3 separate regions of the Homo sapiens genome follow, and all the other regions are linked to region 1. A link is a loop called in an ENCODE intact Hi-C map of the cell type or tissue named here. Cell type or tissue: B cell. All regions are shown on one strand. Links, peaks and the distances in the headings refer to the core of each region. The heading gives the core; the rest is flanking DNA.

The links. Peaks named below come from ENCODE experiments on the same cell type or tissue, not always from the same donor. Only the 100,000 strongest peaks of a DNase experiment are listed, where the experiment ranks them.
Region 2: it touches region 1 in a loop (14-fold over the local background); 3 of 110 quality-filtered maps call a loop at or near these places.
Region 3: a loop joins it to region 1, with 13 times the contacts of the local background. A loop is called at or near these places in 3 of 110 quality-filtered maps.

Annotation. Positions count from the first base shown.
Region 1 is chr3:48,083,516-48,093,866 of GRCh38, forward strand. It overlaps a transcript of MAP4 not described here. Among named protein-coding and RNA genes, the nearest start is that of MAP4, 72 kb to the left of the region's middle. RefSeq lists silencers at 4,131-4,180, 4,271-4,390, 5,031-5,600 and enhancers at 5,821-5,890, 5,951-6,000. In B cell, for the core only: no CTCF peak of the experiment used is centred there; DNase peaks (open chromatin) are centred at 4,376, 5,526 and 5,696; H3K4me3 peaks cover 2,509 bases; H3K27ac peaks cover 2,816 bases.
Region 2 is chr3:47,777,058-47,787,408 of GRCh38, forward strand. It overlaps SMARCC1 (SWI/SNF related BAF chromatin remodeling complex subunit C1), which reads right to left and starts at 4,836. Exons shown (of 28, transcript NM_003074.4): 1 at 4,546-4,836. The coding sequence starts at 4,740. RefSeq lists silencers at 4,310-4,549, 4,730-4,949, 5,360-5,409, 5,520-5,579 and an enhancer at 4,782-5,076. In B cell, for the core only: no CTCF peak of the experiment used is centred there; DNase peaks (open chromatin) are centred at 2,984, 3,504, 4,354 and 4,904; H3K4me3 peaks cover 3,221 bases; H3K27ac peaks cover 3,383 bases.
Region 3 is chr3:48,438,514-48,448,864 of GRCh38, forward strand. It overlaps TMA7 (translation machinery associated 7 homolog), which reads left to right and starts at 1,744. Exons shown (of 4, transcript NM_015933.6): 1 at 1,744-1,799; 2 at 1,890-1,945; 3 at 2,028-2,115; 4 at 5,335-5,695. The coding sequence starts at 1,784. The coding sequence ends at 5,369. It overlaps ATRIP (ATR interacting protein), which reads left to right and starts at 8,224. Exons shown (of 13, transcript NM_130384.3): 1 at 8,224-8,579. The coding sequence starts at 8,333. It overlaps ATRIP-TREX1 (ATRIP-TREX1 readthrough), which reads left to right and starts at 8,266. Exons shown (of 15, transcript NR_153405.1): 1 at 8,266-8,579. CCDC51 (coiled-coil domain containing 51) reads right to left here and starts at 1,606. Exons shown (of 4, transcript NM_001256964.2): 1 at 1,475-1,606. RefSeq lists an enhancer at 1,412-1,551 and silencers at 1,982-2,041, 8,169-8,528. In B cell, for the core only: no CTCF peak of the experiment used is centred there; a DNase peak (open chromatin) is centred at 8,198; H3K4me3 peaks cover 1,419 bases; H3K27ac peaks cover 1,795 bases.

The sequences.
Region 1 (10,351 bases), core at 3,461-8,460:
CCACCAGGCCCAGCTAATTTTTGTATTTTTAGTAGAGACGGGGTTTTTACCATGTTGGCCAGGCTGGTCTCGAACTCCTGACCTCTTGATCTGCCCACCTCAGCCTCCCAAAGTGCTGGGATTACAGGCATGAGCCACCGCACCCAGCATAAATAAATTTTTAAACATATTTAAATATATGCAAACTAATAAAATATTAGTTTACAGTAAGATTAACTTTTTTTTTTTGAGATGGAGTTCCACTCTTGTTGCCCAGGCTGGAGTGCAGTGGCGTGATCTTGGCTCCCTGCAACCTGTGCCTCCCAGATTCAAGTGATTCTCCTGTCTCAGCCTCGCGAGTAGCTGGGATTACAGGCGCTTGCCACCATGCCAGCTAATTTTTGTATTTTAGTAGAGACAGGGTTTCACCATGTTGGCCAGGCTGGTCTCGAACTCCTGACCTCAAGTGATCCCCCTGCCTCGGCCTCCCAAAGTGCTGGGATTACAGGCATGAGCCATCATGCCCAAGCCAAGAAGATTAACTTTTTTAACCTATAAATAATCACAATAGCTGGTCGCAGCGGGAGTGCCTGTAATCCCAGCTACTCAGGAGGCTGAGGCAGGAGAATTGCTTGAACCCGGGAGGTGGAGGTTGTGGTGAGCTGAGATCGCGCCACTGTACTCCAGCCTGGGAATACAGCGAGACTCAGTCTCAAAAAAAAAAAAAAAAGAATAAGAACAAGAATCACAAAAGTTAGCCAGGTGTGATGGTGCACATACACAGTCTGAACTACTGGGGAGGCTGAGGCAGGAGGATCACTTGAGGCCAGAAGTTCAAGGCTGCAGTGAGCTATGATCTCCCCCACTGCTGACAGAACATGATCTCATCTCTAAAAAAAAAAAAAAAAAAGGAAAAAGAATCACGAAAGTAATTGTGTTGACTTTCAACCTTAAAATGTTAATGACATCCAAAATAGTTCACCATAAGGTCTGCATTTAAAGACTGGCCTAGGAGCTCTAAAATGGTAGATGAGTATGATGAATATGATCCCCTATATGTATCAGTGTGCTTTATTACCCCTTTTTTTTTTTTTTGCAGGGGTGAGCAGGTCTGGCTCTTTCAGCAAGGCTGAAGTGCAGTGGCACAATCATATCACTGGAGCCTTGAACTCCTGGGCTCCAGTGATCCTCCCACCCCAGCCTCCAGAGTAGCTGGGACTATAGACACATGCCACCACACCTAGCTAAGTTTGTTGTTGTTGTTTTTGTTGTTTTGCTGTACACTAAAATTATCTGGGGACCGACTAAGTTGTTTTTGTTTTTTTTTTAATGGAGACAGGGTCTCACTATGTTATCCAGGCTGGTATCAAACTTCTGGCCTCAAGCAATCCTCCGCCTCAGGCTCCCAAAGTGCTGGAATTACAGGCATGAGCCACCCAGCCCTACAATCCCCCTTCTTAACCTTAATTGTTCTCAACCCACTCACTCCTAGCAATAAGTCTACAATAACCTGGTTCTAAAAGTGCTGTTTAGAAAGACAAAGTGAAATCACTGATACTTACTTGGTTTCCTTTTCAAATTGACTATATACATGAACTGCCAAGATGCCTTCCACTGGGTCAAAATGTTCCTCTCAGATTTTCTCACATCTTAAGGAAATCTAAAAGCTACATAGCAACTACTCACGCTTAATCTTTAAAAAAAAAAAAAAAAAAAAGCAAAGTGATTCCAAAAACTGTCAAGAGCAAAAGTTTACAGAGCCAAAGGATTGATCACCAAATTCAGAAACAAGATTAGGAAAGAACAAGACACTATGAGATTAGGAAGAACAAGACACTATGAGATTAGGAAGAATCTACTCTCTGACTAAAGCTAAGCCGCCTATATATAAGAAAATCCAGGTGCTTCCTTCACTGTCAGCAAACAATGGAAAATGACTTTTTAATAGGTAATATAAATGTATTTGTAAATTTGAAAATTTTAACAAAGGGATGCTGGAATGACAAATATTTGAAGAGACTACTTAAAAAACAAGTGAGACAGAGTAGGAAAATGTGTTAAGACATCCTCCAGCACTGTATGTGTTTTTACACTGGGGAAAGGGAGACTCACTAGACTTTTGTTCCTTGATTAAAATACCCGTAAGGCCAGGCGTGATGGCTCATGCCTGTAATCCCAACACTCTGGGAGGCCGAGGTAGGTGGATCATCTGAGGTCAGGAGTTCAAGACCAGCCTGGCCAACATGGTGAAACCCCATCTTTACTAAAAATTCAAAAATTAGCCAGGCGCGGTGGCTCACGCCTGTAATCCCAGGACTTTGGGAGGCCGAGGCAGGCGGAACACGAGGTCAGGAGATAGAGACCACCCTAACACAGTGAAACCCTGTCTCTACTAAAAATACAAAAAATTAGCCAGGCGTGGTGGCACGTGCCTGTAGTTCCAGCCACTAGGGAGGCTGAGGCAGGAGAATCACTTGAACCCAGGAGGCGAAGGTTGCAGTGAGCTGAGATCGTGCCACTGCACTCCAGCCTGGGCAACAGAGTAAGACTCCATCTCAAAAAAATATATATATATGTGTGTGTATATGTATGTATGTGTGTATATATATGTATATGTGTATGTATATATGTATGTGTGTGCACGTATATACACACACTCACACACACACACACACACAAATTAGCCAGGTGTGGTGGTGGGTGCCTATAATCCCAGCTATCAGGAAGCTGAGGCAGGAGAATCACTTGAACCTGGGAGGCAGAGGTTGCAGTGAGCCAAGATCATGCCACTGCACTCCAGCCTGGATGACACAGCGAGACTCCATCTTAAAAAATAAAATAGAATAAAATAAAAATAAATGGCCGGGCATGGTGGCTTGCACCTGTAATCCCAGGGCACTTTGGGAGGCCAAAGCAGGCGGATCACTTGAGGTCAGGAGTTTGAGACCAGTCTGTCCAACGTGGCGAAACCCCGTCTCTACTAAAAATACAAAAATCAGCCGAGTGTGGTGGCACATGCCTATAATCCCAGCTACTCCGGAGGCTGTGGCAGGAGAACTGCTTGAACTCCGGAGGTAGAGTCTGCAGTGAGCCGAGATCCTGCCACTGTCCAGCCTGGGCGACAGAGCAAGACCCTGTCTCAAAAATAAATAAATAAATAAAATTTAAATTTAAAAAATACCCACTAAGAATATCTAGTGCCTTTCCAATTCCATAATCAACTACCTTTTTATTACTGATTAGGCAGCCCAGAACAATGGAGGTGTCCTGGTCAGTGGACAATTAAATCCAATTGTGCACATGGCACTTAATACTTCCAACATGCATTAACTGGTATCTGGTTTATCAGTCTCTGGTGAGTTTGTTTACTTTGCATGAATAAATTCTCAAGCACTTGAATCATCCCAATGTAAACCAAAATTCTGAAGTTTCTGAACTACTATGTGGGGGTTGGAGAGACCTTGGTTTGGTTGGATACCATTTTTGCCACTTAACTATCTGTGTGACCTCTTCTTCCCATCAGTCTCAATTTCCTCATCTGTTAACAAACATAGCTAGTGCCTGGGAGATGGCAAGTGCTCAAAAAGTGACAGCTTTATTATTTTGAAGCTAAATTTGAAAGGAAGTGTGTAACTGAGGTGAAAACATTTCATTTGAAAAGTAGTAGTACGGATCAGCAAACTACGTTAATTTAAAAGACACAGCCTGAAGAGAGATGTCCCAATCTTTGGAGTTGAGAAAAGCAAAGTTTAAAAGTTGCAAGTAAAGTACACACTGCACAGTACAGATGGGAGTCTCCTGCTTAGCAACTTTAATGTTGTCTACCAAACACCCAGCTTGTAATAGAGCATGACAACTGTTCACTCTAAATCCATGTGCTCAGCTTGGATTCAGGATTGATTTATAAAAATAGCTGCTGGTGGTGCTCTTTGAATCTCTTTGGGCTGATGACTGGGCAGTGTTACCCCAAAGGCCTAGAGCAGCTGTATTCCCTCACCACACCCATTTCTCTGTCTACCCAGCCAAGCTGACGGCACCCTGCCCCCGCCCCCCATCTCTACAGCATACTATTCACCCTCCTCCTGGGCTGAGTGAGCAAATTACAAGCACAAATATCCCCTGATGCAATGCCACAACCATCCCTGGGAAAGAGCAGAGGCAGTTGCCAAAAGCACAGCAGCAGGGAAATGGGCGGGAGACGCGCGCGCGCGCACACACACATACACACGCACGCGCACACACACGCACGCGCACACACACACACACACACACACACACACACACTGCAAGAAACACTGCAATGCTATGCAACCAGGGAGAGAGAATCGAGAGGCCCTGGGGAGCAATACTGTAACAGGACCAGAGAAGGCAAAGGAGAAAAGGGGGTTTCCAGTAGAAAGCTGGGTAACACTAACCTTCGCGAGGAACACGTATTTCATCCGAGCTTGGGTCCTAAAGCACAAACCTAAAGGTAATCAATCACTGCCTCTTCCCCAAAGCAGCAAATGCATTTAATTTACCCGTTCCTGGAAGTGAGCAAAACCCTCACAACTCCTCCACAGGACAATTTCACCAAAGGGATCTAACTCACACCGGCGGAGAACTTGTTCCATGTGCTAAATCACAATCTCTGTTCTGGGTAATGTTTCCAACTGCCTCTCCTAGTCCCTGTACCCTCCCCACCCCCACCCTAATGTGACCCTTTCGCACTCCCACTGCCAGACACACGCTTTAGTCCCCACACAGTGTCGGGGCCTTTGCAAGGGGGAAGAGCCCCGCCTAGGGCCCGGTTCTCCAGACCACCCCTCAGCCCCACCCATAATCCCTGACTGGACATACTAAGGCTCACCTCAGCCTCACATCAACTGACCCCCACAAAGCCTCAGAAAACGACCCCTGAGTTCTCCTACACCTCCGAACCCCACCCAGGGCCCCAGACTGCGGCCGACCCTCGCTCCGCGGCTCAGCCCCATCCAGAGCCCAAGGCATGTCGCTCGGCCCCACCGCCCCGACCCTCAAAAGCTGGACCTCTCAGCCCCCCTCACTCCAAAGACCCCCCTAGATCGCGCCTCAAAGACTCCGAAGGTCAAAGCCGCCAGCCCCCCGCCTGGCCCCCTCCCTCGGACGCCCCCGCGTCTCGCAGGCCGGCGGCCACCGCCCTTCCACGCCTCGGGCGGGCCCCGTGGGGTACCCAGCTGCCGCAGGGCAAGGCTCGGGCAGCCCCGGGACAGTGAGGAGGCCGCCCCTCCAATCGGACCCCGCCTGCGGCTGCACCTACCCGCCGCCGCCGAGACGGAGCTGGGGCAGAAGGGAGCCAGGAGAGCGCCGGGAAGAGCCGTGAGGAGGTAGGAGACGTCGGGAGGAGCCGGGAGCCAGCGAGCTAGCCGGAGGGGCGGGGCGCAGGGAGGCGGCCGCTTCCTCGTCGCCTCTTGAGGGCCGGCGCAAGGGAGGGACGCCGCCACCGCCTACCCGGCGAGCGCCGCCGCTCCGGCCAATAAGCGTGGCGAGGGGGAGGGCGGAGGGCTGTGGCGGACCAATGGGTGCTGGCCCTGCCGCCACGACGTCTCTGCAGAGCTGCCCGAGCCGCGGGCGGTTGGGGCGAGGTGCGCCTGGGGGCTCTAGCCTCCCGCCTGCGGCCTGCGAATGCCGAAGCGGACCGCAGGCCGATCGACTGCCTTCGCTGTTCTATGATGGCCGTCGCTCTCTCTCAGAGTCTGGGCGCCCGGAGCGAGGAGAGTGCGAGAGTCGGCGCACACGCGGACCGGGCCACCAGCGGGTGGGGCCTGTGGGCTCTGTGATGTAACTTGGGAGGGGCGCGGGGCGGGGCCTAGGTCGCGGGCCATCTGGGCTCTGGAAGGAACCCTTAGAGGAGCGGGAGGACGCCACAGGTCCTCGGCGGGGCTCCGCTCCCGTGAGCCGCATGTGGCTGGTGAGCTCTGAAACGTGGCTGGCCCAAGTTGAGATGTGCTGTAAGTGTACAATACACACCAAATTTCCAAGACTTAGTACCGAAAAAAAAAAAAAAACTCATCTATAATTTTTAAATGGTTACAAGTGGGATAATTAATTATAACAAAATTGATGACAGTTGGGGTATATTTGGTTAACTAAGAAATATTGAGGCCGGGCGCGGTGGCTCACGCCTGTAATCCCAGCACTCTGGAAGGCACTTGAGGTCCGGAGTTGGAGACCACCCTGACCAACATGGTGAAACTTCGTCTCTACTAAAAATACAAAAATTAGCCGGGCGTGGTGGCAAGTGCCTGTAATCCCAGTTACTTCGGAACGTGAGGCAGGAGAATTGCTTGAACCCGGGAGGCGGAGGTTGCAGTGAGCTGAGATCGCACCACTGCACTCCAGCCTGGGCAACAGAGTGAGACCCTGTCTCAAATAAAAAAAATAGGTTTCCTTTTCTGTTGAAATTAACATTACTTCATTCCAAAGCCCCAGATTTTGTAGAATCCTTAACTTACTGTTGTAGGAAAACACACAGGTGGGAGCTTTAAAGTTACTTTGATCATTCTTCCTGCTGCCTGGAGTAGCCAGCATATTCCTGTCCCAGACTTCAGGAATAGAATTGGCTTTGAGCTCCTTTGTAGTTAGATGGCTAGGAAAACTCAAAAGTATTGGAATCTTCCATCCCTTCTGTAAACCAAGAAGTATCTGAGACAGGTCTCAATTGATTTAGAAATTTATTTTGCCAAGGTGAAGGACATTCCTGAAAGGAAAAAACACAGAATCACAGAAACAGTCTGTGGTCTCTGCCTTTCTCCAAAGATGAATTTGAGGAATTCAGTATTTAAAGGGGAAAAGTGGGCTGGAGGGAAAATAGGGAGGGAACAAGAGAAAAGGAGCAGGTAGGGGAATAGTCAATTGTGTATTATGTCAAGTATGTCTGCTTAGGAATGAAAGGCAGTTTGTGCATGACTCAGCTTTCAACTTAATTTTTTCCTTTTGGAATAGTGAATTGGGGTCCGAAGTGTTTTTGTTTTTTGTTTTTTGTTTTTTTGAGATGGAGTCTTGCTCTGTCGCCCAGAGTGGAGTGCAGTGGAACAATCTCAGCTCACTGCAACCTCTGCCTCCCCGGTTCAAGCAATTCTCCTGCCTCAGCTTCCCGAGTAGCTGGGACTACAGGCGCACGCTTCCACGCCCAGCTAATTTTTTTTGTATTTTAGTAGAGACGTGTCACCGTGTTGCCCAGGCTGTTCTCGAATTCCTGAACTCAGGCAATCCGCCCGCCTCGGCTTCCCAAAGTGCTAGGATTTACAGGCGTGAGCTACCATGCCTGCCCCTAAGTGTTTTGTTTTTTGTTTGTTTTTTTTTTTTGAGACGGAGTCTCCCTTTGTCGCCCAGGCTGGAGTGCAGTGGCACGATCTAAGTTCACTGCAACCTCTGCCTCCCAGGTTCGAGCAGTTCTCTGCCTCAGCCTCCGAAGTAGCTGGGATTGCAGGCGCCTGCCACCGTGCCTGGCTAATTTTTGTTTTTTTAGTAGAGACAGGGTTTCACCATCTTGGCCAGGCTGGTCTTGAACTCCTGACTTCGTGATTCACCCGCCTCAGCCTCCCAAAGTGCTGGGATTACAGGGATGAGCCACCGTGCCTGGCTGAAGGGTCCGAAATTTCTTTAATATTTATTTTTCCCCAGGGCCAGGCAGTGGCTCACAGCTGTAATCCCAGCATTTTGGAGGCCAAGGTGGGAGGATCGCTTAAGCCCAGTGGGAGGGTCTCACTCTGTTGCCCAGACTGGAGTGCAGTGGTACGGTCATGGCTTGCTGCAGCCTCTACCTCCCAGGCTCAAGTGATCCTCCCACCTCAGCCTCCCAAGTAGCTGGGACCTTAGGCTTCTGCCACCACACTCGGCTAATTTTTTAAATTTTTTGTAGAGATGGGTTCTCACTGTGTTGCCCAGGCTGGTCTCGAACTCATTCCCTCAAGTTATCCTCCTACCTCTGCCTCCCAAAGTGCTGGGATTACAGGCATGAGCCACCGCACCCGGACCCCAGCCTTCTTTAAGTTAAGACAGTCACCATGTTATGTGTAGAGCTAGAGACCCAGGAGTGATTCTCAGTTATTCCCTTCCTTTTCCCCTCATACCTACCAGATTTTCCTCCTGCCTCAGAAACAGCTCCACTGACACATGCTGTTCTGGTTCAGTCCTTTTTCTTTTTCCTGTATCCTGCCATAGTTTCTTTCAAGCCTTCCCCTTGCTCCTGCTTCAGTCCAAATATCACAACCTTCTGTACCATCCCCTTCCATTCATAATATCCTCCTGCATCCCTTGTATGCCTATTACAACACTTACCATATATGTGATAGTTATTTGTATAAATATGGATCTGCCTGGCCAGGCGAGGTGGCTCATGCCTGTAATCCCAGCACTTTGGGAGGCCAAGGTGGGCAGATCACGAGGTCAGGAGATCAAGACCATCCTGGCTAACAAGGTAAAACCCCGTCTCTACTAAAAACTAATATATATATATATATATATCTGCCCTAACAGATTGCATCTCAAAGTACAGGTTCATTCTATTTCCCCACTTGCAGTGGAAAAGAACATTCCCTCCAGTTCCAGGGTGCCCAGGATGAAAAGCATAGAACCACCTATTCTGGGCATACTGCCTATGGGATTGCCCTGCTCCACAAGCAGCAGTAATAAAAAAGAAAGAAAAACAAGAAAAGCATAGAACCTCAACATCTCAAAGTTGGAAAGGATCTTAGCAAGCACTCAGTCTCATGTCTAAGGATGTATTCTTGAGACTTTACAAGTTCACAATAAGCCATCTCAGGATTATATTTGAGTTATCCTTTAAAAGCATGCTTTATGTCTATTCATCCAAATTTTGATGAAAATGTAGGCCAGGACACAAACATTGGCAGAATCCAATAGCTTATCTTAGAGGCTTTCCTCCAGTTTTAACCTAAACCCCTTCAATGGCTTTTCATTGCATCAGAATCCTAAACATGTATTTCAAGACCTCGTGCAATGATGCTGCCTCTGTCTTGCCTCATCATCTGCCTTTTTTCTCACTATGCCCAGTATCATCTGCCTTCTCTGTTTCTTGAACTTTCTCTTGTCAAGGCCCTCCTCATATTGTTTCCTCTGCCTATCCTAATGTATGATTAATATGATTTTCTACCAGGCATAGTGGCACACGCCTGTAATCCCAGCACTTTGGGAGGCCAAGGTGGGAGGATTGCTTGAGTTCAGAAGTTTGAGACCAGCCTGGGCAACATAGTGAAACCCTGTCTCTACAAAAAATACAAAAAAAAAAAAAAAATTAGCTGGGATGGTGGTGGGCACCTATAGTGCCAGCTACGTGGGAGGCTGTGGTGGGAGGATCACCTGAGCCTGGGGAGGTTGAGACTACAGTGAACCATGGTCATACCACTGCACTCCAGCCTGGGTGATGGAGTGAGACCCCATCTCAAAAAAAAGAAAAAAAAAGATGTGATTTTCCACATCGAAAATTTGAAAGACTAATAAAAGAGTTCATGGCCAGGCATGGTGGCTCATACCTGTAATCCCAGCACTTTGGGAGGTCGAGGTCAGGGGTTCGAGACCAGCCTGACCAACATGGTAAAACCCCATCTCTACTAAAAATACAAAAATTAGCCAGGTGTGGTGGCTTAAGCCTGTAATCCCAGCTACTCAGGAGGCTGAGGCAGGAAAATCACTTGAACCTGGGAGGCGGAGGTTGCAGTGAGCCAACATCGTGCCATTACGCTACAGGCTGGGCGACAAGATTGAAACTCCGTCTCAAAAATAAAAAGAGTTCAGCAAGGTTACTGGATACAAAGTTAATATACAAAAAGGCATAACAGCATATATACCAATAATCAGTAAGAAAATGAGATAGAAAAGAAAAACCCTACAAAAATGAGATACCACAACACACCTACTAAATAGAATGGGCAAAAGCCAGAACACTGGCCAGGTGCGGTGGCTTACGCCTGTAATCCCAGCACTTTGGGGGGCCAAGGCAGGCGGATCACGAGGTCAGGAGATCGAGACCATCTTGGCTAACACAGTGAAACCCCGTCTCTACTAAAATTACAAAAAATTAGCCGGGCATGGTGGCGGGCGCCTGTAGTCCCAGCTACTCAGGAGGCTGAGGCAGGAGAATAGTGTGAACCCAGGAGGCGGAGCTTACAGTGAGCCGAGATCGCGCCACTGCACTCCAGCCTGGGCGACAGAGCAAGACTCCATCTCACAAAAAAAAGCCAGAACACTGACAACACCAAGTGCTAGTAAGAATGTGAAACAATAGAAGCTCGCATGCATTGCTGCTGGGAATGTGAAAGGTACAGAACTTTGGAAGACAGTTCAGCAGCTTCTTACAAAACTAAACGTACTCTCATATGACCCAGCAATT
Region 2 (10,351 bases), core at 2,880-7,879, 310 kb before region 1:
GCCACTACACCTGGCCTCAGGTAAATATTTATTTTTTTTTTTTTGAGAGAGTCTTGCTCTGTCACCTAGGCTGGAGTGCAGTGGCGTAATCTCGGCTCACTTGCAGCCTCTGCCCACCGGGTTCCAGCGATTCTCCTGCCTCAGCCTCCTGGGTAGCTGGGATTACAGGCGCACGCCACCACGCCTGGCTAATTTTTGTATTTTTGGTAGAGACGGGGTTGCACCATGTTGGCCAGGCTGGTCTCAAACTCCCGACCTCAGGTGATCTGCCCGCCTTGGCCTCCCAAAGTGCTGGGATTACAGGCGTGAGACACCATGCCCGGCCTATATTTTTAATAACTACAGTGAATATAGGCCGGGTGCAGTGGCTCATGACTGTAATCCCAGTACTTTGGGAGGACGAGGTTAGAGGACTACTTTGAGTCCAGAAATTTGAGACCAGTCTGGGCAACACAGTAAGACCCTGTCTCTATTTATGTATTTATTTTTTGAGACACTTTCGCTCTGTAGCCTAGGCTGGAGTGCAATGGCCCGATCTCAGCTCACTACAACCTCCACCTCCCAGGTTTGAGTGATTCTCCTGCCTCAGTCTCCTGAGTAGCTGGGACTACAGTCATGTGCCACCACACCCGGCTAATTTTTGCATTTTTAGTAGAGCAGAAGTTTCACCACATTGGCCAGGCTGGTCTCGAACTCCTGACCTCAGGTGATCCACCGGCCTCGGTCTCCCAAGGTGCTGGGATTACAGGTGTGAGCCACAGCCCCCAGTCTCAGTCCAATTTTTAATAAACTATAAAATATTTAATTCTGATTAGATTTTTTTTCCAAATCATCCTACCAAATTACCAAACATGAAAATGCATGTAGGCCAGGCACAGTGGCTCATGCCTGTAATCCCAGTACTTTGGGAGGCTGAGGCTGGCGGATCACCTGAGGTCAGGAGTTCAAGCCCAGCCTGGCCAACATGGTGAAACCCCAGCTCTACTAAAAATAACAAAAATTAGCAGAGCGTGGTGGCGGGTGCCTGTAATCCCAGCTACTCAAGAGGCTGGGGTAGAAGAATCACTTCAACTTGGGAGGCCGAGGTCACACCACTGCACTCCAGCTTGGGCAGAAGAGCGAGACTCCATCTCAAAAAAAAAAAACAAAAAACAAAAAACAAAAAAAACACTGACTCCTAATTAAGAAATTTTAATTTCTATGTCATAAACAATTAATCTGGTTTTTTTTTGTTTTTGTTTTTTGTTTTGTTTTGTTTCGTTTTGTTTTGAGACAAGGTCTCGCTCTGTTGCCCAGGCTGGAGTGCAATGGTGCCAACACAGTTCACCGCAGCCTCGACCTCCTAGGCTCAAGTGATCCTCCAAGGACCCTGCCTCAGCCAAGTAGCTGGGACTACACGTGCATGCCACCACAACTGATGTATTTTTTTGTTTTGTTTTGTTTTGAGACAGGGTCTCATCATGTTGCCCAAGCTGGTCTCCAAATCCTGGGCTCAAATGAACCTCCCACCTGGAATTCCCAAGTGCTGGGATTACGGACGCAAGCCACTGCACCTGGCCCAATTAATCTTTTGATCAAAAAAAGTCTATTATATTTTATTTAAGAAAACAAAAATTTATTAGTCTCAAAATATTTCAAGTAAGAGTCAGTGTGGGCCAAGTGTGGTGGCTCACACTTGTAAGCCCTGCACTTTGGGAGGCTGAGGCAGGCAGAGAGCCCAGGAGTTCGAGACCAGCCTGGGCAACACTGCAAAACCCTGCCTCTACTGATAATACAAAAAATTAACCAGGTGTGGTGGTTCGTGCCTGTAGTCCCAGGTACTCAGGAGGCTGAGGTGGGAGAATCACCTGAGCCCAGGAGGTTGAGGCTGCAGTGTGCTATGATCTCACCACTGCACTCCAGCCTGGGCAACACAGAAAGACCCTGTCTCAAAAAAAAAAGAAAATTCCTAAATGAAGTCTCAGGTATCTTCCATTTGAAAAAGAAGGTAAATAATATCTATCATTTAGGACTGCTATGAGGACTTTAAGTGAGTTATACTTTAAGTACCCGGCACATGGTAAATGCTCAGTTGTTCACTGAATGCATGAGCTGAATGCAAGAGTTTGAGGTTGCAGTGAGCTATGATCACGCCACTGTACTCCAGCCTGGGCAACACAGAAAGACCCTGTCTCAAAAAAATAAAGTAAAATAAAAATAAATAAAAAATGACACTAACAAAATCATGTTTACTGAGACTGAAACTGTTGTCTGCTCTGAAAATGCAGTATTAAATGCACTAGAAACGGTTAGTTAAAACCAATGCGTACACCAAATAGAAATGCACTGTGTAGAAAAGAAGCAAAGAACTTTGTGATAATATTTTCACCACTTCAACGCTAACACCCAGAGACTGAAAAGATTCTGGCTGTCAGGCCTAGGGTATATACGTTTCTCAATCTCAGTAGACCCTAGAAATACACTCTGGCTTTACAAAGTCCTGAGAAGTCAAAGGTAACTTTGTCTATAAAGTCTCAGGGATAGTGAATCAACATTAGCCTAGTGGTCTCAATACTGCTGGGCAATTCCTCAAACTGCTTTGTAGCCACTTCCCTACCCACCCAAACAAATATCGAAGGATTATCCATGTCTAAAGCTTCTTGTAGTTGATCCCAAACTGATGCACACTGAACAGTGCGGAGAGGTAGAAATTACTGAAATTTGCCTTTTTCTACTCTCTTCCTTGATATTATTCAAAGGAATATGCCTGTAGATTATTTTTCTTTGTTAAAGCTTCACTGAATTTAAGACCCAAAGCATTGGCTAAAAGGAATGTAATAAAGAAGAATTAACCAATATTTTCATAACATATTCAATTCCATTAGCCACTTCTGGAAGCTCTATTACTTACATTTAAAAAGTGACCAATTTATCACTGTGTAAGAAAGGGCAATATTACTAAAAATCTACAGTCTAAATGTAATTTCAGAGGAGGAAAAGTCCAGACACCTAAAAATATAATTACTGTCTCTCACTTCCTCAAACTTCAGATAAGAAATGTAATTTTTCTAGCTGACCTTCAAAAACAAGAAAGAAAGAAATGATCATTTCTGGGTCTTTGGTTTTTTTTTGTTTTTTTTTTTTTTTTTTTTTTGGAGACAGTCTTACTTTATTACCTAGGCTGGAGTGCAATGGTGCAATCTCGGCTCACTGCAGCTTCTGCCTCCTGGGTTCAAGAGATTCTCCTGCCTCAGCCTCCCGAGTAGCTGGGATTACAGGCATGTGCTGCCACACCCGACTAATTTTGTATTTTTTGGAAAGACGGGGTTTCACCATGTTGGTCAGGCTAGTCTCGAACTCCTGACCTCAGGTGATCCACCCGCCCGGCCTTCCAAGCCGCGCCCGGCCAGAAATGGTCATTTCTGAATGTACCACGTGTAATGCCAAAGGAACCCAAGATCCCTGCCCATGCCTAATAACTGCCAAACACTGACAGGCTTCACTGAGCTGCTGAGGCCAAAAAAATAGGTTCCTAAACTAGTTTATGTTTTCATTCATTCAACAAATATTTACTAAGCAGCCACTAAGGGTAAGGCAATAAGTATCAGCCACGTTCCCGGATACACTGCAGTGAACAAAGCCCTTGCTTCAGTGCTATGATTCTCAATAGGAGAAAGTACAGAACTAAAGAGGGTGATAGGAAAACTTCAGAGGCTGGGGAGCCTTTTCGGCTACCTGCTTCATTACACCCTTTAAGGGAGTCCTCCTGAATATTTACACAAAAGGGAAGTTGGAAAAAAAAAAAACATTTGTTATAAACAAAGGATTAAGTCAAAACTTTGAAAACTACTGACTCGGCGGAACTTCCGTTCCAAAGGTAGGAGAAATCAGTAAATGAATAATTTCAAAATGTGGTAAACACTACGAAGAAAATAAAGGTGACACAAGAAAAGTGCTCTAATAAAAACTGGGTTCTTGGGGAAGGCCTCCCTTTAGAACACTTTACGTACAAGCGACCATCAACTCTCACGCCACACAGAACCAGAAGCACGATGAGGTAGAACCGTCGTTAATAGTTCTCATCCATCCTAGAATTCATATTGCCTGTTATTAATTAACGAATACAATCATCCCAGTCGTTTAGCAATTCAACAACAGGTAGCAAACCCCCTCGAGACTTTGAATACGCTCTAAACAAAACTTGAAGCTGCTTTTACCACGCTTGCTCGGTCTTTAGGGATCATTGTTCACACACCTAAGGCAGCTGACAAAAGAGAGAGAGTCACACTCGCTTAGTGGCTGAGCTCGACCTGCTCTGGCACACGAGACTGAGCAGGGGCTTTCACCATGGGTGCGTAGGCTCAGAGGAGAGAGCCCCGAACCCCAGTCAGGCCCCGGGATCGCGGGCGCCCAGAGCGGGCGGCGGGGGCGTGGCGGGCCCGGCGCCTGCCTTTGTTGTCCCTCGTGGCGTGCGGGGGGGAGGGGCGGCCCGAGGCCCGCGAGGCCAGCTGCCGCCTCCGGCCCCGGTCGCGTGGTCTCCCGGCCCCCACGGGCGCGCGAACCCACCTTCTTGTAGTGCTTGCCCAGCCAGACCCGCACCGAATCCAGCTGGGACACCGTCTCCGGGCTCTCCCAAAACTTGGTGGCCGGGCCCCCATCCTTCCGTCGATAAACAGCTAGGCCTGCGGCTGCCGCCGCAATCCCCGAGCCCGTGGCGCCTACCGCTGTCCCCGGCCCGCCGCCGCCCGCCGCTGCGGCCATCGTCGCAGCCCGTCGTCCCCACAGCCTGGCCCACCCCGGCCCTCGCGGTGTTTCCCGGTCGTTCCCGCGCGCACCCCCGCGCGCGTAGCCGCCACTGCCGCTTCCCGGCCCCGCCCAGCCAACCCTCTTCCGGCGCGGACGCCCGGCCCCGCCCCATCTGGGAACTGGCACTGTATCTGACGCGAGCCAGCGCACGCGCATGCGTAGCACTCGTGCGGCCGTGCCTTGGAATAGCACGTCCTGCGGCCTCAGCCGCCTCTTCCGCCATCCTCCGTAGGCTGCATTCTGCCCTAGTGAGCGCCGGTTTTTGAGCCTTGCTCTTCCCTCGCTACCGACGTCGAATCATTATGCGGTCAACAACCGCAGGTGGGTTATGTGTCATAGCCCGCCTCCGCTGGAGGGAAAAGGCCTGGTGCGAGAAATGCCCAAGGGAAAGCCTGTCTAGGGTATCGAGTGCTGGCCGAGGGCCCTGCACCCGGACTGGGACTGCGCCGGGCCCCGCTTTCCCTCAGGCCCTCCACCCCCAGCGGCCCGGCGGCATTTGTGAACAGCCATCTGGGACTCCCACGCCTAGGCTTTTCGGCTTCACAGACCTTCCACTCCCTCAGGGGTCCAGCCACAGCGGCTCATTCCTGCCCCAGGGGCCCTTGCACTGGCTCTTTCGAGACCTCAGCAGGTCTTCCCTTCTGATTTGCACTTACGAGACGCGTTCAGATTCACTGCTTCAAAGGACTTCAGAAAGTAGTTGTCAGATCTTAACAATCTTGAACAACTGTTCACACCCATACACTTTCTGCATAGCGCTCACCACGACCCGGCGTTTCTAGTTTCTCATTTACCTTCCACATAAATTACATGAGAACCTAATCTTAACTTGTTCACAGGTGTATCCTGAACACCTGAGACAAGGAACAGATGTACAGTAAATACTTGATGAGTTAATGAATGGCCCACATAGAAGCCGAAAATTTTTAAATTATTAACAAGGTATATTGGCCGGGTGCGGAGCACTTTGGGAGGCTGAGGCGGGAGGATCAATTGAGCCCAGGAGCTCTAGACCACCACACCCATCCCCGTCTCTACAAAAAATACAAAAATCAGCCAGCGTTGTGTTGCAAGCCTGTGGTCCTAGCCTCTTGGAGGGCTGAGGTGGGAGGATCCCTTGAGCTGGGGAGATGGAGGCTGCAGTGAGCTATAATCGCGCCACTCACTACACTTCAGCTTGGGCGACAGAGCGAAACCCTGTTTCAGAAACATAAAAAGTATGACTGGCCATAATGGAGTTGTGAACATAATGCTATATGATCGCAGAGAAGCAAGTAACTAATTGCTTGTGAGAACGTGACTAACTGCTGGTAAGTTTCTGAGATCTTTTAAAAATGAGGGTGTGTACATGTTTTCAGGATCTCCTGAGGGCTGTGTCACGGACAGTAAAATATATTAAATAAAAAAGTTAATAGAATGTGATCAAGAGGGCCAGGCGAGATAGCTCACGCCTGTAATCCCAACACTTTGGGAGGCCAAGGCAGACTGATCACGAGGTCAGGAGTTCCAGACCACCCTGGCCAACATGGTGAAACCCCGTCTCTACTAAAACTACAAAAATTGGCCAGGTGTGGTGGTGCATGCCTGTAATCCCAGCTACTCGGGAGGCTGAGGCAGGAGAATTGCTTGAACCCAGGAGGAGGTGGAGATCGCAGTGAGCTGAGATCACGCCACTGCACTCCAGCCTAGGCGACAGAGCCAAACTCGTCTGAAAAAAAAAGTTTTTAATTTGAAACTTTCTCAGATTTAACAGAAAAGTTGCAAATATAATACAAAGAACTTTTCCTGAATCATCTAAGAGTAAGTTGCTGACATAATACCCATCACTATCAAAAAGTTTAATGTGTATTTTCTACAGACAAGTATAGTCTATATATTCTCTTACATAATCACAATACAATCATTTATACCAGGAAATTAACACTGATGCCATCCCCAGACCCCATTCAGGTTTTTCCTATTGCACCATGAAGTCCTTTATAGCAAAAGTTTCCAGTTCAAAATCACACTTTGCATTTAATAAAGTTTCATCTCCTTCAATATGGAACAGTTCCTTAGTCCTTAAACCTTAACAACATTGATACCTATGAAGATTACAAGGCATTTATTTTGTAGAATGACCCTCAATTTAAGTTTGTCTGATGTTTGTATCTTTGTGTTCTTTGCATTGCATTCTATCAGGTGGTGCATAATTTCATTTCTCCTGTTACATTGATGACAGAGTATCATCCAGGTTTCTCTACTGCGAAGTTATTCTTTTTGCCTTTGTAATTAATCACTATTTTCTATGGAGGTATTTTGTTTTTTTGCTTTTCGGGGGTTTTTTGAGATAAAGTCTTGCTTTGTCACCCAAGCTGGAGTGCAGTGGTGTGATCATGGTTCACTGCAACCTCCACTTCCTAGGCTCAATTGATCCCTTTGTGGAGGTATTTTGAAAGTATATTGGCCGGGCGCAGTGGCTCACACCCGTAATCCCAACACTTTGGGAGGCCAAGGCAGGCAGATCATGAGGTCAGGAGTTCGAGACCAGCCTGGCCAACCTGGTGAAACTCCATCTCTACTAAAAATACAAAAATTAGCCGGGTGTGGTGGCAGGCATCTGTAATCCCAGCTACTTGGGAGGCTAAGGCAAGACAATGGCTTGAAACCGGAAGGTGGTGGATGTTGCAGTAAGCCAAGATCTCGCCACTGCACGCCAGCCTGGGTGGACGAACGAAACTCCATCTCAAAAAAAAAAGAAACTTGTTTCTAGAGTATAGAAAGAGCTCTTACAACTCAGTAATGAAAAGACCAGTAACTCAGCTGACCAATTAATCAATAACCCAATGGAATAAACTTGATACATGCAACACTGGGGAGTCTTACCCAAGTTATATGGGTAACTATATATATATACCCAATGTATAGTGTATGATTCAATATACGTGGAGTTACAGAATAGGTTAAACTGAAGTGTGGTTGCCTCTGGGGAAGTGAAGGGGCATGAGAGAACTTTCTGGGGTGATGATAATAAGCTGCAGTTTGATACAGATTTGTATTACACAGGTGTCTCCATACCAACTTATGGAATGATATGCAAGAGTTGTGGATTTTACTGCATGTAAATTTTACCTCAAAAGAAAAGAACTCTAGGAGCTGGCCATGGTGGCTGAGTCAGGAGGATCGCTTGAGCCCAGGATTTCAAGTCCAGCTTGGCCAGTGTGGCAAGATCCGTATCTAAAATTAAAGCATCAGGCCAGTGCAATGGCTCATGCCTGTAATCCCAGCACTTTGGGAGGCCAAGGAGGGTGTATCAATTGAGGTCAGGAGGTGGAGACCAGCCTAGACAACATGGAAAAACCCCATCTCTACAAAAAAGGTTACCTGCATGTGGTGGCACATGCCTGTAGTCCCAGCTCCTTAGGAGGCTGAGGCAGGAGAATTGCTTGAACCCAGGAGGCAGAGGTTATAGTGAGCTGAGATCATACCACTGCACTCCAGCCTGGGGACAGAAGGAGACTCTGTCTCAGGAAAAAAAAAAAAAAAAAAAAAAATCAGAAACTGCATGACCATTTACCAGCCATTACAGACATTAGCTTTCTCAGTTTATGGTAAGTTTACCAAAAAGGTTTCTCAAAAACATAGGAAAGGCCAGGTGCGGTGGCCCATGCCTGTAATCCCAGCACTTTGGGAGGCTTAGGTGGGTGGATCATCTTAGGTCAGGAGTTCGAGACCAGCCTGGCCAACATGGTGAAACCCCACCTCTACTAAAAATACAAAATTAGCTGGGCCTGGTGGCACATGCCTGTAATCCCCAGCTACTTGGGAGGCTGAGGCAGGAGAATTGCTTGAACCTGCGAGGCAGAGGTTGTAGTGAGCTGAGATCGTGCCATTGCATTCCAGCCTGGGAAACAAAAGCGAAACTTCATCTCAAAAAAGAGGGAAAAAAAAAAAAAAAAGGCTGGGTGCAGTGGCTCATACCTATAATCCCAGCACTTTGGGAGGCCGAGACGGGCGGATCATGAGGTCAAGAGATCGAGACTATCCAGGCCAATGTGGTGAAACCCTGTCTCTACTAAAAATATAAAAATTAGCTGGGCGTGGTGGCGCGCGCCTGTAGTCCCAGCTACTTGGGAGGCTGGGGCAGGAGAATTGCTTGAACCCGGGAGGCGGAGGTTGCAGTGAGCCAAGTTCGCACCACTGTACTCCAGCCTGGCAACAGAGTAAGACTCCATCTCAAAAAAAAAAAAAAAAAAGGAAAACATAACAAAGACTAGGCTTAGCAAACGTTTTCTGCAAAGGTCCCGATGCTCTCCGTTGGAACTACTCAACTCTGCCATGAAAGTTCAAAAGCAGCCACAGATAATATGTACATGAATGAACATGGATGGGTTCCAATAAAACTTTATTTACAAAAAGAGTTGGCAAAAAGGGCATGGTGGCTCATCCCTATAATCCCAGCACTCTCGGAGGTTTAGGCAGGAGGATCACTTGAGACCATGAGTTTGAGACCAGCCTGGGCACCATAGTGAAACCCTGTCTCTACAAATAATTTTTTAAGAATTAGCCGGCTGGGCGTGGTGGCTCATGCCTGTAATCCCAGCACTTTGGGAGGCCAAGGCGGGCGGACCACCTGAGGTCGGGAGTTCGAGACCAACTTGACCTACATGGTGAAACCCCGTCTCTACTAAAAATACAAAAATTAGCCGGGCGCAGTGGTGGGTGCCTGTAATCCCAGCTACTCGGGAGGCTGAGACATGAGAATAGCTTGAACCCGGGAGGCGGAGGTTGCAGTGAGCCGAGATCGTGCCATTGCACTCTAGCCTGTGCAACAGAGCGAGACTCCGTCTCAAAAACAACAACAAAATAAAAAAATAAAAATAAAAAGAATTAGCCAGGCATGGCCGGGTGCGGTGGCTCACTCCTGTAATCCCAGCACTTTGGGAGGCTGAGGCGGGCGCATCACGAGGTCATGAGATCGAGACCATCCTGGCTAACATGGTGAAACCCCGTCTCTACTAAAAATACAAAAAATTAGCTGGGCATGGTGGCGGGCACCTGTAGTCCCAGCTACTTGGGAGGCTGAGGCAGGAGGATGGCGTGGACCCAGGAGGTGGAGCTTGCAGTGAGCCGAGATCGCGCCACTGCACTCCAGCCTGGGCAACAGAGCAAGACTCCGTCTCAAAAAAAAAAAAACATTAGCCAGGCATGGTGGTACATGCTTGTGGTCCCAGTTACCTGGGAGGTTGAAGTGGGAGGATTGCCTGAGCCCTGGAAGTTGAGGCTGCAATGAGCTATGATTACACCACTGCACCCCAGCCTGGGCTGCCAAGTGAGACCTTGTTTCCAAAAAAAAAAAAAAAAAGTCAGCCGGACACAGTGGCTCGTGCCTGTAATCCCAGCACTTTGGGAGGCCGAGGCAGGTGGATCACTTGAGGTCAGGAGTTCAAGACCAGCCTGGCCAACATGGCCAAACCTCGTGTAATAAAAATACAAAAATTAGCTGGGTGTGGTGGTGCAGGCCTGTAGTCCCAGCTACCTGGGAGGCTGAGGCGGGAGAATCGCTTGAACCCAGGAGGTGGAGGTT
Region 3 (10,351 bases), core at 5,341-10,340, 360 kb after region 1:
CAAATATTCAGATCAACAACCTCGCATCACCCCTGATTCCTCATTTCTCTCCCACCTCACATCCATCTATCAGCAAATGCCCCTGGCTTTCCAAATCCAGGATCCCTCCTCCTCTCACCTCTGCCACTGCTACCAAATGGTCCCAGTGACCCACATCACATCTCTAGCCTGGATTATCCCAAGAGCCTCCTGACAGATGTCACCCTGCTTCTATTCCAGCCCCTACAATTTATTGTCAGTCGAGCAGTCAGTGTTCCTTTCCAAACACAGGTGGAACCATTGTCTCTCTGCTCAACCTCTACAATGGTTCCCCACTTCTCTCAAGGTAAAAGCCTGTCTTTTCCATGGCCTACAGGGAACCTACCCACTGGCTCTCATTCCTCTCTGACCTCATCTCCCACTAGTCTCCCTTTCCTCACTCCACTCCAAGCACATGGACCTTCTTGAAGTTGCTGGAACGCACCAAGTTGTCCCCAGCTCAGGGCCTTCACGACAGCTGCTATCTGTGCTGCTCGCTCCCTCACCTTCTTCAAGTCCTGCTCAAATAGTAGCCCCTTGGGAGGTCTTCCCCATGCACCCTATCAGATATGGCCATCCCACTCCCACCCTAGCACTCCTGACCCACTTTCTCTGCTTTATTTTTTCCATGCATATATCACATGACCTGCAACATGTATCCCATTTATTTGCTTTGGTTATAGTCTGTCTCACTCACTAGAATTTCAGCTTGGTACCTACATATAGTACGTACCCAGCAAAAAATGTACTCATCTGCCTAATCTCTGGACACTGTAGCATCCCAGCGCTCAGCACTGTTATTTAAAAAAATAACAACTTTGGCTGGGTGCGGTGGCTCACGCCTGTAATCCCAACACTTTGGGAGGCTGAGGCGGGGGGATCACGAGGTCAGGAGTTCGAGACCAGCCTGGCCAACATGGCGAAACCCCGTCTCTACTAAAAATACAAAAATTTTCCGGACATGGTGGCGGGCACTTGTAATCCCAGCTACTGGGGAGGCTGAGGCATGAGAATCGCTTGAACCCAGGAAGCAGAGGTTGCAGTGAGCCAAGATCGTGCCATTGCACTCCAGCCTGAGAGACAAGAGCAAGACTCCATCTCGGGGGGAAAAGAAAAAAAAGCTTTATTGATATATAACTTGCATACCATATAATTCACCCAATGTGTACAATTCAGTAGTTTTACTATATTAACAGAGTTGTATGGCCATCACCAAAATAAATTTTTTTGACCATTTTCATAGATGAACAAACAGAATTCGCAAACTGCTGCACCCCTGACTATATTATAAAACTCCTTACAGGGTTTTCCAAAGCTATAGGACCACGTGATATAACTCCCGTCCACTTCTGCCATCTCCCCGCCTAATCTCCCTCCACCCAAGCTGTGCTTTCCTTGGTTCCAGGAAAGCGACGAGCTTGAAGCTCTTTGCACATGCACATGCCCTGCTGTCTACCTGCAGTGCTCTTCCCGCGCACGGCCACAGGCCTGGTAGGCCGTCCGGTTAAGTACCCCTCCTACGGTTCCGATTCTACCCTGGCAGGACAACCCTAGCTCCTCGTACCTGGCGTGGCCCGACCAATCGTCTGCCACTCAGTTGACCTCTGACCTGTTAGTACCCGCCCCTGGAGCGCCGCATCCGGTAGCGAGAGTTCAACTTCCTGACTAGGAGCCAATCAGCGGGGCCGCCTCGCTGTCTACGACAAAGGGTGGGGCAGACGCTCCGTTTCCGGTGGCAGGGTCTGGGGAAGCGGCGGCAGGCGCCATGTCCGGCCGCGAAGGTAAGTGTTCCGGAACCGTGAGGACTGCGGGGACGGCGGGGTGGGGACCGGGCGGCAGGGGCAGGCCGAACGTGCTCGTGTCGCCCACAGGTGGCAAGAAGAAGCCACTGAAACAGCCCAAGAAGCAGGCCAAGGAGATGGACGAGGTGAGGGCGGGCGCGGAGGCACTGGCGGGTGCGGGGGCGCTGGGAGACAGGCCTGAGTTGAACACGCTCTGCCTCTCCCCAGGAAGATAAGGCTTTCAAGCAGAAACAAAAAGAGGAGCAGAAGAAACTCGAGGAGCTAAAAGCGAAGGCCGCGGGGAAGGGGCCCTTGGGTAAGTGGGGGCCGAATGGAGCTCAAGCTGGCCAAACGCTATGAGCACCTATTGGGATGAGGGCGCGGGCATGTCTTTTTCCTGCCTCCTGAACTGCGAGGTCTCGTTTTCCGACGTCCGCTGCAGCGAATGGTCTCTAGCCAGTCTAGGATTTGCAGCGGCAGTAAGGGCCGGGAGCTGGAAACGAGGTCTCCTGCCTCCCAGGCAGTCTGGGCTTCCATTCCTTAGGAAGAGCTGCAGAAACGGAAACAGTGAAATGTATTTACCTCAGACGCAGATTCACAGTTAAGTTTCTCAAAGTCTGACGTCGTCCGCAATCTTTTGCCCCAAATTCGTATTTCACTGCCTTCTAGTGTTTGAACCTTACTTGACTTAGAAGTTTTTTTGTTTTGTTTTGTTTTGTTTGAGACAGAGTCTCACTCTGTCTCCCAGGCTGGAGTGCAGTGGCGTGATCCCGGCTCACTGCAACCTCCACCTTCCGGGTTCAAGCAATTCTCCTGCCTCAGCCTCCCAAGTAGCTGGGATTACAGGCGCCTGGCACCACGCCTGGCTAATTTTTTTTTTTTGAGACGGAGTGCGGCTAATTTTTGTATTTTTAGTAGAGATGGGGTTTCACCATCTTAGCCAGGCTGGTCTTGAACTCCTGACCTCGTGATCCACCCGCCTCAGCCTCCCAAAGTGCTGGGATTGCAGGCGTGAGCCACCGCACCTGGCCAGTTTTTTTTTGTATTTATAGTAGAGACGGAGTTTCACCATGTTGGCCAAGCTGGTCTCGAACTCCTGACTTCAAGTGATTCACCCGCCTCTGCCTCCCAGAGTGCTCGGATTACAAGCGTGAGCCACAGCACCTGGCCAACTTTTTTTTTTTTTTCGTACTGCTTATATTATCTCTAATATATGCTTTTTTGCTTTCTGAGTCTTTTTACTTCTGGGTATGCCTAGACTAAAAGATAAAGTCCAGGCTCTTCAGTGTGCTGTTGCTCCATATGCTTTTCTAACTGAATCCTCCACCTTTTTTACATCTTTTATGTAGGAGAAATTCATTACATTTCAAAATATTTTTCAGGCCCAGCAGTTCTAGTACTTTATGTGCATCATAAGCATTATTTTACATTGATCCAACTAGTGATTATTTCCTCCACAGTTGTTTATGCCCCCATTTGAGCACTGTGAGCCATGCTAGGCATGATGGAGACAAGGATGGTGGGAGTGTCATCTAGGGCTTCCCAAGACCTCTCTCCCAGTGGGTTTGATCCATTATTGTTTACCTACCCAGCACTGAGATTTCTAGCTCTTGAGATTCCTTTTCAGAATGGTGTAAGGGGCCAGGCACAGAATGGGCTGACCATAATCCAAGTGCTTTGGGAGGCCTAAGCAGGAGGATTATTTAAGGCTAGGAGTTCACAGCATCAAAGGGAGACCCTGTCTACAGAAAAAATTTAAAATTAGCTGGGCGTGGTGGTGGTGGCGGCCCGTTTCCTGTAATCCCAGCTATTTAAAAGGCTGAGGCAGCCTCGCTTAAGCCCAGGAGTTCAAGGTAAGAGGATTATTTGAGCACGGGAGTTCAGGCTGTAGTGAGCTGGGATTGCGCCACTGTATTCCAGCCTGGGAGATAGAATGAGACCCTATCTCAAAAAAAAAAAAAAAAAAAGGTATCTTGCACCCTCTTTTAATCTGTGATTGTGTATAGGGGAAAGAACAGTCTTTAGTGTAACTCTATGCTAGTTGTTTCTCATTGAGCATCATCTGATTTTTATTTTAAGGTTTATTTTGTCAGGCCCCTTTGGATCTTCTTTCCTGTATTAGGCATATGTAACCCTACACTTTTTTTTTTTTTTTTTTTTAAATAGTCTCACTCTGTCGCCCAGGCTGGAGTGCAGTGGCATGATCTCAGCTCACTGCAGCCTCCGCCTCCCAGGTTCAAGTGATTCTCCTGCCTCAGCCTCCTGAGTAGCTGGGATTACAGGCGCACACCACCATGCCCGGCTAATTTTTGTATTTTTAGTAGAGACGGGGTTTCACCATGTTGGCCAGGATGGTCTCGATCTCCTGACCTCGTGATCCACCCGCCTCCACCTCCCAAAGTGCTGGGATTACAGGCGTGAGCCACCGCGCCTGGCCCAATCCTATGCTGTTTCTTAAATCGCCTACTGCGTTCCACATATATGGTCATTTGTAAATTGACAGAGTATACCAGGTGCCAGGATCATAATATGGAAGGTAGTGTAACATGGCAGTTAAGAATGTGGACTTTGAAGTCAGATGACTCAGGTTGGGATCCTGGCTTGTCACATACTTGAACAACACCTAACAATAAGACTTCTTTTTTGGCTGGGCATGGTGGCTCAAGACTGTAATCCCAGCACTTTGGGAGGCTGAGGTGGGTGGACCACTTGAGGTCTGGAGTTCGAGACCTGCCTGGCCAACATGGTCAAACCCCATCTCTACTAAAAATACAAAAATTAGCCGGGTATGGTGGCATGCGCCTTTAGTCCCAGCTACTCGGAAGGCTCATGCATGAAGAATCACTTGAACCTGGGAGGCGGAGGCTGCAGTGAGCCAAAATTGCACCACCGCAGTCCAGCCTAGGTGACAAAGCAAGACTCCATCTCCAAAAAAAAAAAAAAAAAAAAAAAATGCTGGGGTCGGTGGCTCACACCTGTAATCCCATCATTTTGGGAATCTGAGGCAGGCAGATCACCTGAGGTCAGGAGTTCGAGACCAGCCTGACCAATATGGTGAGCCCCGTCTCCACTAAAAATACAAAAATTAGCCAGGGCTTGTGGTCCCAGCTGCTCGGAAGGCTGAGACAGGAGAATTGCTTCAACCTGGGAGGCAGAGGTTGCAGTGAGCTGAGATCGTGCCACTGCACTGCAGCCTGGGCGACAGAGCAAGATTCCATCTCAGAAAAAAAAAAAAAAAGGACTTCTTTTTCTGTAAAATGGGTTGATATGGCATGAGGATTAAATAAGCCAATCTGTGAAGTATACAGAAGTGTAGATCTAGACCAGTGCACAGCCAGCCACTGCTTGTACTCCATCTCATCCTCATTTTACCTTTACCTAGAACAGACAGTATCAGTGAAGCTGCTATCCATGCTTGTGTTAAAGTGAATGCCCAATACAAAAGCCAGGCTTTACTAAGGTCCACAGCAGGCCCGTGGGGCTTCTACCGTAAGAACTATATTTTTCCCTAATTGTGACTATTTTTCTTTTGCAGCCACAGGTGGAATTAAGAAATCTGGCAAAAAGTAAGCTGTTCCTTGTGCCTGAGGAGATGGTGACCCTTTATTTCATCTGTATTTAAACCTCTCTATTCCCTGCCATAACATCTTTTGCCACGTATAGCTGGAATTAAGTGTTGTCTTGGAGCTGTTGTACATTTAAGAATAAACTTTTGTAAAAAAAGAAAAATCTTACAGTGGCTCATCATCTCTTTAGTTGTTTTCACTAAGTCGTTCCTACCATAACTGTGAATTTAAAGTAAAACCAGCTCAGAATCTTGCCAGAGTCTGTTCTTTGGTCCTTGTTCTACCCTAAACTTTGTATCACCTGAAATTAAACCAACTCATTTGAAAGGATGGCGTTCTTGTGTGGTTGTATACCTGACAGAATACCTTACATGAGTTTAGTGGAAGAATTTGCACTTTTTTTTGGTGGGGGAGGGGGTGGAGTCTCACTCTCACCCAGGCTGGAGTGCAGTGGCATGATCTCTGCTCAATGCAACCTCCACCTCCCGGGTTCAAACTATTCTCCTGCTTTGGCCTCCCAAGTAGCTGTGGTTACAGGCACCCGCCACCATGCCTAGCTAATTTTTTGTATTTTTAGTAGAGAGGGGTTTCACCATGTTGGCCAGGCTGGTCTCAAACTCCTGACCTCAAGTGATCTGCCTGCTTCAGCCTCCCAAAGTGCTGGGATTACAGGCATGAGCCACTGTGCCTGACCAGAATTTGTGCTTTTAAAAGAAAACCCATCTTTATGTTGTCACATCCAAATTGCCGTATATTTTGATGAGACTTGTTCATCTGTTCATGTAAGGCGTCTGCTATATGCAGGCACTGGGGTATGTAACGGAACAGTTCCTGTTGTCAAGGAACTTCTCTACTGTGGAAGAGGCAGGGCAGGGCAAATTACATGATCCTTCAAGTTGCTAGCAGTGAAGTCCCCATGCGCACCAAACAGGTCCAGGGCAGCAGCTGCGGGAAGCCCCAGCCCACTTGCTGGTGGATGGAGGGGGTGCCAGTGCCAGGCAAGGGGTTGGGGGTGAGGCAAAATGGGGGCTCACTCTACCTCCTGCTGCCCAGGACTGGAGTCCCAGGCATACCTACCGCTTGCCCCTCAATAAATGCAAAGACAGAGACCATCCATAATGTGTGCTGAATATGTTTTAAAATGCTTAGCTGGGTGTGGTGGTGCACTTCTGTAGTCCCAGCCATTTGGGAGGCTGAGGTGGGAGGATCACTTGAGCCCAGGAGTTCGAGGCTGCAGTGAGCCAAGATCACACCACTGCACTCCAGCCTGGGAGACAGAACAAGACCCTGTATTTAAAAAAAAAAAATTAATTCAGAAGCACAAGTATTTGGATTTCCCTCCCAGGCCCTTAATACAATTATGTTAATAATGCTCAGCTTTCTCTGAGAATATTGTCGAAGAGCGCTCTGGAACCATTATGAGACTGCTAAATCAAAACTAGGTTTTAGAATATTGAAAACTTTCATGATTAATGTACTAGATATTAACGCGGGAGAGGGGGCAGGGGGAAGCCTGTGTTGGTCCTCTCCAGAAAGTTGCACAGCCAGTAGCACCCTTCAGTAGGCTTCAGGCATTCCCTGTGGGGCCTTGCTAGCTGGCACCCAGCCGTATGCTGCTAAAACAAACCTGAGCACCAGTGATTCACACTGTTCCTGAAAGCAAGTTACTTGGTGGAACCTATCCCTCTTTAACAAATGAACAGTCCTGTCTCTTTCCAGGACCAGAGTCCTGCAGCAATTAAGCATGCAACACTTGGGAAGCTATCTGACGGAGACTACCAGTTGCTCCAAAAAATTTTAAACTCCTTAGACATTATAGGCCCTGATAGCACTCTCTTTTTCATTTACTCTTTTCATTTAATGCTTTCACAAATATTCCTAGGACACTCACAGGTGAAGTTTGGCACTGAGCAGGTAAGGCTGAAAGAGTCTTGCTCCTGTTACTCTCCATTGCCAAATTCTCTATTGCGGCTAACTTCTGCACACCACAGCTGCCCAATAAAATCTGTCAGGCACGCAAGCCCACCTCAAATTGCTGCTCCTTTGTGAAGCTTTACCTCTGTTCGCCACCGGTAACTCTTACCTGGCCTTTGTGTGGCCTCCCTTTCAATGTAGAATTCTCGTGTTAGTCTTATGTGCCAGCCTCCTACCCCTCTATCCTGCTAACTTGACTCAACTTGTAGGACAGCGCAGGTGCCATTTACAGGGGGACTTCCTTGACCTCCTGAGCCCTATTCTATACAACCAGAGCTTAGGAAAAAAAAACAGTCCAGCACTCAGAGGAATGGATGTTAACAGCCTGAGCAGCTCCCACCCCCTCCCACACAAGAACAGCTCCAAACATCATTCCTCCTTGGACTTTCCTCCTCCCTGGGCCTACCTCAAATGTACACATGTGAAACATTCACTAAACCCGAAGATGTCTGCACACGACAGCTCTATTCATACTCCTCACCCAACAAATTCCACTCTCCTCAAGAAAGCCTAGGGGTTTGTGGGAGGTGGGTCTGGCGGCAGAAGGAAAGCGAGGTCACGGAGACCACATCCCTGAATGATGCCTGGCTCGACTCAAACGCAACACGCGTGAATGCTAGGGCAGGCTGCTCCTGCGCGGCCCTCCTCCACGGAATGCCAGGGAGGGAGCGCAAAGCCACCAGCGCGGCGGAGCTGGTGCGCCTCCGGCCCGCCTCTCCGGTAACGGGTCGCGCCGCACTGAGTCCTTGCAGCAAACCTGCCGAATCCCGCCCGTGGACCTCTAAACACCGGGCGGGGCCGGGTGTGGCGGCGCGCTCGGACGTTCGTCATTCCTCCGCGCCCTCCGCCTGCCAGCTGATTGGCCCCTGGGCCAGGGGCGGGGCACTCGCGGCGGAGGCAAGCGGCGGCGCGCGGACGGTTGGTCCAGTTCTCCGGCCTGGCGGCAGGCAAGTCTAGCTCGGCGCTGTCGGATACTTGGGGTGAGCGGAAAGCATGGCGGGGACCTCCGCGCCAGGCAGCAAGAGGCGGAGCGAGCCCCCGGCGCCTCGCCCCGGCCCGCCGCCGGGCACCGGGCACCCCCCGAGCAAGCGGGCCCGGGGCTTCTCCGCAGCCGCTGCCCCGGACCCTGACGACCCGTTCGGCGCGCATGGGGACTTCACTGCCGACGACCTGGAGGAGCTTGACACCCTCGCGTCACAGGCCCTGAGCCAATGTCCGGCCGCGGCTCGGGACGTGTCCAGTGAGTGCTCCTCGCGGCCTTTTGCTCGGAGGGAGTTGTCAACCGCGCCAGATCCCCTTGATGGCTGTGGCTTCGGAACCTCGCGGCCAGCACTGCCTTTTCGCCTTTTTAAAATATGGGAACACCCTGATTTAAGCAGCGGTTGTCTTCCAGAAGGTCCTTTGATTTTAGGGGGAAATGCATTAGCCAGGTCAAACAGCCGATTTGAAACACAGAAGGCTAAGTTGACATTTTACGTTATTTTCTAAAGTTTAGGCCACTTGGTTCTTGGTTCTAAGCAGAGATCCTTGGAACACACCTACCACCACCATCAGAACCATCACTACCCATGCATGGGGACCCATTCTTGTGACAAGTTTGAGCGGCTTTAGATCTTATGAAGCCCACTGTCTCCCTTGGGCAGTGTGAGCATGGGAGGAGCCAGACACAGGCAAGAGATGAAATAAATTTATTCTTTTATACAACCAGTAAACTGTGCTAGGTGCCCAAACGTGAGGAACTGCAGCTGACCTTACAATGAACAAAATACAAAAACTGTCCTTCATGGAGCTTACATTCTAGTTGAGGAGTGAGTGAAGTCTTGAGGACTCCCAGAAAGAGAAATGTTTTGAGTGCACCTTGCATCTGTACTTGGGTGTCTCAAGGCACCTTAAACTCAACACGATCATTTCCTGGAAACCCAGTCCTCCTCCAGCACTTCTAGCATGGTGCCGGCAAAGCAGACATTCAGAGAATGATGACCAGATGTTCCACAAGGAAGTAACTAGCACGACTCTCCATCCAGTGGCACAAAGCGACTCTTCCCCTTTCCTTGACTCTACATCTAATTTATTTGGAAAGCATGTCAAGCTTACCTTCTTAATCCTTCTCTGGAGTCTATCCTATTCACATTGCTTCTACCAGCTGCCTGATCTGTGTTACCATGAGTCCTCTCTTGAACAATGGTCTGCTAAATTGGTTTCCCATTTCCAGTCTTGACTCCCTACAAGTGAGGCTTCACATCACATTCTGAGTGATCTTTTCAAAACTCAAATCTGGCTGTGTCTTACACAGATATACGTGAACACCCTTTTTTTTTTTTTTTTTTTTGACGGAGTCTCACTCTGTCACCCAGGCTGAAGTGCAGTGATGCCATCTTGGCTCACCACAGCCTCTACCTCCCAGGTTCAAGAGATTCTCTTGCCTCAACCTCCCGAGTAGCCTCAGCCTCCCAAGTAGCTGGGATTACTTGTGCCCGCCACCATGCCTGGCTAATTTTTGTATTTTTAGTAGAGACGGGGTTTCGCCATGTTGGCCAGGCTGGTCTCAAACTGCTGACCTCAGGTGATCCACCCGCCTTGGTCTCCCAAAGTGCTGAGATTACAGGTATGAGCCATCCGCACCCAGCCATGAACACCCCTAATGAAAGCCCTTTAATAATTTCTTATTTCTTCTAGTGTGAAGACCAGAATCCTTAACATGGCCTGAAAGGCCCAGCCTGGTTTGGCCCTTTCTCACTCTCTGGGTCCTGGCTGCACTAACATTCTTTGAATTCTCTCTGCTTCTTTACAATACAGGAACTTTATACATTGTTCTTTCTTTGTACATTGAGTATACTTTTCATTCATTCATTTCCACTCATCTGGTTAATTCCTACTTGTCCTTCAGCTCTCAGCTCCTTCAAGTCTTCCCTAGGGAAATGTTCCAATCATCCCACTTAAGTCAGATTGCTGTCATATTATAGGCTTTCCTATATTTGTTCTCTTCTGCAGTTCTTAATCACAGTTGTAATT